Regions from separate parts of the Mus musculus genome. Here region 1 is linked to region 2. Evidence: chromatin contacts called from ENCODE Hi-C data. All regions are on one chromosome and are shown on one strand. Each heading gives the region's core, a stretch centred on a gene start or an enhancer-like site at or near the end of the contact. The rest is flanking DNA. Distances are from core to core; before and after follow the strand shown. Region 1 holds the start of Per3 (period circadian clock 3). Region 2 holds the start of Ubiad1 (UbiA prenyltransferase domain containing 1).

Region 1 (5,259 bases), core at 735-3,234, 2.6 Mb after region 2:
TCTTAGAAGTATGTTCAGAAGCCAGAGCGGTGAGGTCCTCAAGACTGTATACAGTCACATCTGCCTGGTGTGCTCCGCGTGGACCGAGACTCTGGAAAAAGTCACTGTTTGCTAAGAAAGACAGGGAGATAGACACACAGAGTGGTGACAAGCGTATCTTTAAGAAGTCATTTCTCAGCACGCTAAGGTTGGTGTATTTCCTTAGATGACGATCCCTTACGTGGGTTTCCCTCAAAACCAGGTGATTTTTTTGTTTGCATCAAGGATATGGTTAGGAATGCAAGGTTAGGTATGCAAACTCAAGACTATGAGTTTTATGAATCCTGCCTGCTCTGGGTTACAAGGAGCAAGATTCACTAGAAGTTCTAAAGCTAGTTAATAAAATCAAAGTCCAGATACACACATATATTTTTTTAATGGAGGAAACACTAGAATTCACAAACTATTGATCACAGACTGAGCAAAGCGGTTTCTGCTGGGGGAAGGAAAAACATTTGTTCTTTGATTTAGTCTATTTTGTATATACTACAACTGCATTTCCAAAGTGTGTGCATGACAGAAAAAAACAACCCAGACATGTATTTGCTCGTGTAATCTCCATGGAAGGCAATGCTCCTTGAAAAAGTCCTCTGAGTTTTACTTAAACTGCTCAACTCTTTACTCTTGCAACAGATAGGCACAATATTGCACAGTTACTAAACTGTCAGACAAATAACGTTCTGCTGGCTTTTCAAACTTGGAAAGCCTAAAGCACCACTTACATCAGCTTTAGACTTGCTTGTCTTGGCTACAAATAAAGCCCAAGCCTCTGGAGGCTGGAGTTCCACTGCACATGAGGACTGAGCCCAGCGCCACCCTATTCGCTGCAATGCATTTACCTTGCACACTGTGTACACAGCGCAGGGCATAGTTAAGAGCATCTAGGGTACTGGGCTTAGTGTGCCTCTCGGCTGGGAAATACTTTTTCATTTCTTGGACAACCATTATAAGCTCTTCAGACATTCTGTTTCGGTCTTCGTGTTCACTGAATAGGAAAAAAACAAACAAGAAACCGTAATGGTGGACACTCAAGGAATATCTGATTTTTAGGGATGTCTGGCCACCTCAACTAGCCCAGGTCACAGGTTTAATGCCCTTTCTCTTCCAGGTAGGGGACATTCTACACTTTCATTCTCCCTTCAGTCCCAACTCCGTCAAATTCTTTAACCACTTTCCTCTTTCTTTCCGTACTCTGGTAATTTAGTTTAGTAACATTCCCCCTCCCATCAATCCTCACCGAACTATTTGGAAGTTCCCTTTCAGGTCGCCTCCCCCCCCTACCGCGTCCCCGGGATCAAAAATACAATAAAAAGTTGTAAATCCTGCTTTCCCTGCTCCAGGGAAGGACAATAAACACAGAGGGTGGTGGGGAGACTTCCTAGCGTCACCTGTGGCTGCTGTCCACGCAAGTGCCCTGCAGAGGACCCTCCTGGCCAGACGCCCCCTGGAGCCCCGGTCCCCTAGTCTGGGGACAGTCGCCACCAGGTACTGCCGGGTCTCCACAGGGATCCATCCCGCCTGGCAGCCCTCAGCCTGCTTCTCTCAGTTTGCAGCTAGCAACCAAACCCGGCTTGTTTTGGTCCCTGCCATCGCCTTCGGGAAAGACTGGTCGCCGACCACGCTCATCTGAGGGGCACTTTTCTCCTCAGCATTTCCACAGACTCTGCTGGGGTGACGAGCTACAGCGACAGCTCGATGGCGGAAGCTGGCTGGACGGACCACCAGCGGGGCTCTCAGGGAGCGCGGTCAGCCTGCAACAACTTTTCCACCGTCCTTGCTGGGAAGCCGGCGAGCATCGAGAAACACCTCAGAGAGCAACGTCCGGCGTGACCGGGCAGAAGGCAGGGGCAGCAGCGCCCGGCCGTGCGGGCTCGCAGGCGTCCCGCCAGCCGAGCAACTCGCCGCCGCCCCGCAGAGCCTCGCCCACCCGCGGGCAGTCCAGTCTCGAGGCCGTCCGCGTGCCCAGTGGCCGCCGGCCCCGCCCCCTGCGCGCCAGGGATCCGGTCCCGCCCCTTCGCCGCGCGATTGGTCGCTGTTACCGGCAACACGAGCTCCCATTGGTCAGAGGGCGGGGTGCAGGTCGTGCACGGCGGGGGTTACATAACCGCGGGCGGGTGGGCGGGTGCAAAGGCCCCCGAGTACCTTACATAACGCGCGGGTCGGGCGAGGGCGGCTCTCGGCCAATCCTGGCCAAGTGGAGTGGCCTGGAAGACAACAGGGCCGGGCCGCGCAAGTCTACTGCCGGGCTTCCCGGAGGCGTGGCCTTGGGGCTGTCAGTCACGGGAGGGCGGGGTCCGCGCAGCCAACAGGTAAGTGGACCCGGTGGCGCTTGTGAGTCCGCAGGCCTCTGGGGCTCCCCGGTATCCCAGGAATGCAGTGCTTTGGGGTTCCCATTGTTTTCATCTTTCCAAAACTTGCTGCTTTCTCCCACCCGCCAATATAGGTGAGTGAACCCAGGTAGAATCCAACCGTATTTTCAGAAATACAAGTTTAATGGTACAAGGTAAGGTCCTTGGCTGCCCTCGAGTTACAGGTTCATTTGGCAACAGGAGTTAGATAGTATTGTAAGCGACGCTCTGTTTTCGAGGAAACAGCCAGGATGCTCCTTTTACATAACTGTCTCTACCCTTCAGAAACGAAAGGTACAGGGCAGAGCTCCAGCCTTCTGCTGCCTGGGTACATCAAGAACACACTCGGTAGTGGGTGGAGAGATGGCACAGCACTTGAGAGTTAAGCACCTACTGCTCTTCCTTTGGATGGTTCCCAGGCATCTTCTATCAGTGTCTCACAAAGTGCCTGTAATTCCAGTTATAGGAGATCCAATGCCCTCATCCATCAAGACACCTGCACAGTGAGCATACGCTATCCAGACATACACCACATAAATAATAAGATCTTTAAAAAAATACACTAAGTATTTGTTGGATGAATGAAAGTGTTCAGGCCAAAGGAGAAGGGGAAAATGCCAGAGAGCAAGTATCCACATTTCATATTGGGCAAATGACCGATTTTTAAAAAAAGTCTTTCTCCACACTGGATTACTCTACTCCTGAGTTCTTCAAGAAACATTCATTGTACGACCATTGGGTGCACATGTGGGCAGGGATTATTGTACTGAGGACAGAACCAAATTCTCTCATACTCAACATACAACACATGGATGATGCCTCAAAGTCAAGAAAGCCTAAGATGCTGGTAGGACATAAACTGGTAGGAATGGGAAGGACAGAGGAAGGAGGCAAGAGCCCCAGGGAACAGGCTGGAGGGTAAGGGAGGGCCGCTGAGAAGGGGAACTGAATCTGAGTGATCCTTTGGGGTGGGGGAAATGGGTGGGCTAACAGAACTGAAAAGCACTGTCCCTTTCAGGCCATCCTTGTGAAGTACAGGTTAGTCATTAAGAACCTGAAGCGAGGGCTAGAAAGACGGCTCAGTGCTTAAGAGCACTGACTGCTCTTCTGAAGGTCCCAAGTTCAAATCCCAGCAATCACATGGTGGCTCACAACAATCAATAATGAGATCTGATGCTCTTCTGGTGTGTCTGAAGACAGCTACAGTTACTTAGATATAATAATAATAAATAAATCTAAAAAAAAAAAAAGAACCTGAAGCAATGGGAGAAAGGAAGGGCCAGATTGTGATGGGGTTTGTGCTTAAGGAAAAGTATTTAGACTTTTATGTTGTAAACATAGACAAAATCCTACCCGGTCTATATTACATTGTTTGCAAGAGTGGGGGAATGAGGGGAAATATATTCAAAGGAAGGCAGATTAAAAAAAAAAAAAAGCCACACATTTGGGACATGCCTCCCCTAAGTTTACCTGTGTGGTTGGTAGCTGTGTGGTGTACCAGGGTCAACTCTACAAATCACTTCCAGAAGACACTATTTAAGAAACCCAATAGCCAAATCCTTACTGGTCTGGTAACTGCAAACCAGCTATGGACTCATCTCTGCTCTGAAAAGCACTTTTCATTAAGGTATATGATGGTTAATTCCAGTTGTCGACTCCATTGTATGTGGAATCAACTAAAAGGCAGCCTGCCAGGTATTCCTGATGGGTTTCCCTGCTCGGAGTATGTAAAGTGGGGAAGATAGGAGAAGGAAGCTCTGCTCTTTGCCTGCAAGCCTTCACTCACAGGCGAGTTAATCTACCCTGCTGTTGCTGCACTCTGATGTTATCAGAACTCAGTATGTTTTCATGGGCTTCCACATGGGCTTCCACATGGGCTTAACACCAGAGATTTTCCAGGAGTCCTCCAGGCCCACAGTACCAGATGGAAACTTCTGAGGAACTCAGCCTCATGGACTAAGCAGCTATCAGGTTCTCAGCATCTTCAGTGTGAGGTAGACCATACCACATAATAAAAATCTTTTAAAAATATATGTTCACCTTATTAGTTCTGTTGCTCTAGAGTCCCCTAACACAGGGTGAGATCTACATCTTCTCACAGGAATATGTGCTCCTAGGATAATGAATAAGAAAAAAACATAGTTTGTCAGGGAGGGAGGGGGAGCATCAAGGGTCAGAAGTTTAGGACATGCATCAGGTGTATTCCCAACTCCACTCCAAGAAACACGACACAGGATCATGTTAATAAACAACTTTATTCTGGTCACCATACCGGGAACATTCCCAGCTAAATGCACAGAGAAGCGAGGTATCACTGTGTTAATACAGGAGCCACTGAGTTACATGGGACAGAATATGAGGAGACAGCACCAAAGTTGTGAGGTCAGACCAGGACAGAAGCCCTAGGCTGATGCGGCAAGGCATATCTTCAACATCTGTATTGTTTCAGTAATGTTAGGGGAACAGATAAAAAACTAGAACCAGTTGGGCGTTGGTGGCACACGCCTTTAATCCCTGCACTTGGGAGGCAGAGGCAGGCGGATTTTTGAGTTCGAGCCAGCCTGGTCTACAAAGTGAGTTCCAGGACAGCAAGGGCTATACAGAGAAACCCTGTCTCAAAAAACAAAACAAAAACAAAAAACTAGAACCAGATTCTATGACATCTTGAGTAATGCTGCTTTACACACAAACACAGATTTCAGGACATTCTAGTGGCACTGCCATAGGCAAGCAGCTTTCCCTTCACCACTTCCTCAATTCCACCCATGCCTGAACTCCTGTCTTTGAACCAAGCCTTGATGAAAGTCTCATATAAACAATGAAACTGTCCCAGACAGCAATGGCTACATTCTAAGAGCACCAGGCATCTCTG
Region 2 (4,921 bases), core at 256-2,755:
CAAGGGGGTGTTGGATCTCATGAAGCTGAAGTTAAATATGTTTGTCAGGCACCCAACATGGGTGCTGGGAACAGAACATGGGTCCTCTATAAAAGCAGTTTTATATATAGTGCAGTTGAGTTTCCCACCTTTGGGGAAATCACAGGGGTCAGCATATTGGAGTACAATAGAGAAGTCTTGGCCAGGAAAACCACCTTTGAGATCATGGCATCTCCCTTGCCAGGTAAGTATGAACATTTATTTATTTCTGTATTTTATGTACATGAATGCTCTGTTTGCACTGTAAGCCTGCATGCCAGAAGAGGGAATCAGATCCCATTACAGATGGCTGTGAGCCACCATGTGGTTGCTGGGAATTGAACTCAGGACCTGTGGAAGAGCAGCCTGTGCTCTTAACCACTAAGCCAACTGTAGGGGGGTCTCCAGCCCACAGTAAGAGATCTTAAAGGCTAAGCCATGTCTCCATCGGGGGAGCAGTGTTCATAATCCACTGCCAAACCAGTATTTTCACAACTTAAGGTTTCAAAGTATCCACGATACACACATTTTGGATTTCCAGTCAAGTGGCCTACTTTAGTAAGGCGTCTTTGACACGTCTACCATTCCTATGGAAGGTAGCAGTTTCCAGTTTAGGCAACTGGGACCTTAGAGCAGGAAACAGGCCAATTCTTACCTCCTGTGTAGAGAAAGGAGCCAGACAGGCCTCCGAAGTAGATGAGAGCCAAGTGTTCCAATTTCAGAGCGGACAGGTAGTAGAGGCAAGCAGCACAGACGCAGCCCAAGGTGTAGAGGAAGACTCCAAATCGAACAACATCCTGGGGCTCCAGAATTCTGTCCACCAAAGTTCTGTCATCACTCTTTTTGTGGTCAATGCCCTTGGAAAAGTCATAGTATGTGTTGACCAAATTGCCGGCCCCGTGTACAGCCAGGACAGCCACTGCACAACCCAACAACAGCCTGGGATCCAGGACACCCTGAGACCTGTAGGCCAAGGCACTGCCCAGGGCCACAGGGGTGAGTGAGGCACTGAAGCTCCAGGGCCTCAGGGCCAACACGTAGGAGGCGCACTTGTGCCTCCAGGATCGTTCGGGAAGCCTGTCCTGCTCGGGCCATTCGTTCTTCTGCGGGTCCCCGACCTTGGCTGTCTCTCCTGCCAGGATATTAATCTTCTCCCCCGGGGCCTGTACCGCAGCCATGGAAGCTACACGTGGCTAAAGTCAATTCTAAAAGTGAGCCACTCAAGGGGACCGCCCCAGGACGGAGACAGGCGGGACAGCCTGGCCTGACCTTTCTCTGGTTCCGCCCCCGGTCAGGGTTTGGGAGGCGGGGAAAACTGAAGACAGCAACCAGGCCATGCACCGCCACGGGGCCAGCGGCGCTGCCCGCCCACCTGTCACCTGAGCGAAGCCTGTCTGGGGTCGCTTCCCCCGTGCCACAACTCAATAACCCGCCTCAGCCCGCAACCCCTATCGGGCGGACGGCGCCGCCATCTTGTGCGTCGGCCTCAGGAGGCCGGCCCGGAAACTCGGACCTGGGGCGGGCAGGGCCCGGTGAAGGCCGGCGAGGGGCGTGGTCGGAGAGGGGTGTGGTCAAAGGCCAGAGCCCAGGTTCAACAAATTAGCTAAAAGCAAGTCACTGGAAAGAAGCAGCTGTTTAGCCCTCCTGGGATTTCAGGGCGTGTCGCTTTGCGTTATACTGGGCAGGTTCACTTACTGAAATAAGAAATAAGACTCATTTGTGGTTACCCCAATACATCCTACGTTGAAAGTATTGTGCGCATTGCTGGGCTGGTGGTGCATCCTTATGGCCCTAGAACTTGGGAGACGACGACAGGAAGAGAATTCAAGGACATCCCTTATTATATAGTGAGTTTGAAGCCAACTCAAGCTTCGTGAGATTATCTTTTTGTTTGGTTTTCGGTTTTCAAGACAAAGTTTCTCAGTGTATGTAGCCCTGGCTGTCCTGGAACTCACGCTGTAGACCAGGCTGGCCACGAACTCAGATTTACCTGCCTCTGCCTCCCAGGAGCTGAGTAAGATTAAAGGTGTGTGCCACCACCACCCTGCAAAAAGGAGATGGAGAAGAGGGAAGGGAAGGAGAAAGGAAAGGAAATGGAAGGGAAGAGAGGAGAGACCGAAAGAAGAAAAGAGAAGTGTTCATAAGCCAAGAGCTTGGAAAAGAAAATGCGGTACTATGTGATGGAACATGTATGTATAGCTGGAAGAAAAAGAAGTAGGAAGCTTTCTGTGTACTAAGATGTAAAGACCTACATGGTTTTTTGCTTTGTTTCTGGAGACAGGGCCAGGACTGATGGCTCAGCGGTTAAGAGCATTAGCTGCCCTTCCAAAGAACAGGGTTTGATTCCTAGCACCCCCAAGAGCTCACAACTGCTTGTATCTCCAGTTCCAGGGGATCTGACCCCCTATTCTGGCCTTTAAAGGCACCAGGCATGCATACATGCAAGAAGATCACACTAGATATACATATATACAGGCAAAACACCTATTCATAAAAAATCCAATAATAAAATGGCAGGGGCCTATATAGCTCAGGCTGGCTAGAAATTGGCAATGTAGCCCATAATGACCTTGAAATTTTGATCCAACCTTGAATCTCCTCCAACTCCCTGAGTGCTGGAATTACAAGCATTCACCCACACTTGGTTTTATGGGGTGCTGGGGATTCCACATGCTAGGCAGATAATCTACTATCTGAGCTACATCCCAACCCTACACCCTGCAGGCTTTTGTGAACATCCTAACGTGGGAACTGCCCCTGAGTCCTGTGAAAGAACAGCTGGTACTCAACGAGAGTTGAAATGTTGGAGGGAGGGGATGCTGCGATGGGGATGTAAAGTGAATTTTAAAAAATAAATGATCAGGAAAAATTAAAAACCACAAAAAACCCACACAGATGTTAGGCCAGGCAAGGTGGCACATGCCTTTTAGTCTAACACTCCAGAGGCAAGAGGATCGGTCAGTTCAAGGCCAGTCTGGTTTACATAGTGAGTTCCAGGACAGTTGAGGGACTGTCCAGTTTACATAGTGAGGCCCTATCTCAAAACACCGGAAACAAAACAAACAGTGAAAAAACAAGTTGAGGCTGGGCAAGGAGGTGAACACTTGGTAATCCCAGCAGTGGAAGAAGGGGCATGGTGGGGGGTGGGAGTCAGAGACAGGTCACAAATAGGAGGCCCTAAGAAATTCCTTTTATGTCTTTTGTCTGGCATTTAGACAAAACCCAGCATTCCTCCAGGAGCTTGAAGACATAGTTCCTAATTGCTAAAAGGGGTCATTCTTATAAATCTGAGGGCTTCCATTAACATATGACTAAGGTGAGAAGTTAGCCTCTAGACTCCCTCAGACCCTACTCAAGAGTCTCCATGGCAGCTCAAGGGCTCCTTTTCCCCCAGGTACACAGTCCCATGTAACCCTGGAGGTCCATTCTTCCCCATCACAGATAGCATCCATCCAGATCATAGAGACCATCCATCGACCCAGCCCGACCCAGCCCGCCCCACCCCCATAGCTTCTCTCTGCTTTCCCGAGACAGCCTTGGCAGTTGGAAATAAACTTTTTCTTTTTTCACCTATGGAGCAGCTATTTTGGTTTCTTTGCTGCACCCGTTTCATTCCCTTGAAAGCCAGTCTCACCTGGAACTCTACATAGCAAGTTTTAGGCCATCCAGGGATGTACAGCAAGGCACTGTCTTAAAAATAAAAAATAAAAGTTAGACATAGTGAAGAACAGCCAACTTAGAGGAACACCTTATTTCCTTAATTACCTTAACCAAAAGTGACAAGACAAAGGATTTAGGTCACCTGCCAGTTTGGTTCCTGGGCCACGCATTAACACTTGCCTGGCATGTAGATTTTCTGAAAGCTTTATTTCTTCAACAGTTCTTTTCAATATACAAATAATTGGTGGCACAGTCTAAAGAAAGTGTGTCTTCCCCAAATCTCATTACATTTTAGTTGGCATTTCCCCAAATTAGTATCTAGGAAGTGTTATCAATGCTTTATAAAGGGTTGTATTGTAGTATAACTTGTACTTTGGTGTGTTTTTAATTTGTTTTTTAACTTAAAAACATTTAACGCTTTCAACTAATTGGAAATCTTTACCTTACTAGCAAATATTTATCTGCATTATCATTACTAATAGCTTCACATGTTTCTTTTAATATTAATGTGTTTAATAGTTCACTCAAATTCCTAATTCAAGCTATTTAGGAATTTTCAGTGTGTATTACAACACTGATAAAAAAATAAAGATTTAAACAAAAGATCTGCATAAATTTCATATGAAAAATTTTAATGATACATTTTTATATATTGGAGCAGGTTCTCTGGAAGGGCCTTAAACACTGAGAAATCTCCCTAGTTCAACCTTGAATTTCTGACCCTCTAAACCTCCACCACCAGAGTTCTGGGAAGACAGGCATGCACTTTACACAGTGCTGGGAATTGAACCCACGACTTTCATGCCTATCGGGCAAACACTCTTTATTTTTGGTTTTTCGAGACAGGGTTTCTCTGTGTAGTCCTGGCTGTCCTGGAACTCACTCTGTAGACTAGGCTGGCCTCGAACTCAGAAATCCACCTGCCTCTACCTCCCAAGTGCTGGGATTAAAGGCGTGCACCACCACGCCGGGGTGGGCAAACACTCTTATCGACTGGTTTACATCCCTAGCTCCGGCTATTGCCCGTTTGAAAAATAAAAAAAAATTTTTAAGGATTTTTCTTTAAAATCTTGTATTTAAAGTAGTTCGGTGATCATCTTATCCTGAGAATGAGCTCACAAGTAAGGCAATTTGGGGACAGTGAGAATAAAAAAAAACAAAAACAAAAACAAAAAAACCCTTGCAAATGCATATTCAGTTTTACAAACGAGAAAGCAAGAGTTCCTCAGTGAACCGATTTCCA

Evidence for each region. Hi-C counts contacts between places; a loop is a spot of excess contacts on that map.
Region 1: a loop to region 2 is called in a map of gastrocnemius, with 5 times the contacts of the local background. The contact joins the promoter of Per3 here to the promoter of Ubiad1 in region 2. A Hi-C loop is called at or near these places in 2 of 37 maps with a recorded cell type or tissue (T-helper 2 cell and gastrocnemius).

The regions. Positions count from the first base shown.
Region 1 is chr4:151,042,681-151,047,939 of GRCm38, forward strand. Per3 (period circadian clock 3) reads right to left here and starts at 1,985. Exons shown (of 21, transcript NM_011067.3): 1 at 1,428-1,985; 2 at 879-1,024; 3 at 1-111. The coding sequence starts at 1,552. Gm38529 reads left to right here and starts at 2,173. Exons shown (of 2, transcript XM_017320565.2): 1 at 2,173-2,348. It overlaps Vamp3 (vesicle-associated membrane protein 3), which reads right to left. Exons shown (of 5, transcript NM_009498.4): 5 at 4,625-5,259.
Region 2 is chr4:148,443,255-148,448,175 of GRCm38, forward strand. Ubiad1 (UbiA prenyltransferase domain containing 1) reads right to left here and starts at 1,506. Exons shown (of 2, transcript NM_027873.3): 1 at 674-1,506. The coding sequence starts at 1,196. It also overlaps the pseudogene Gm23303.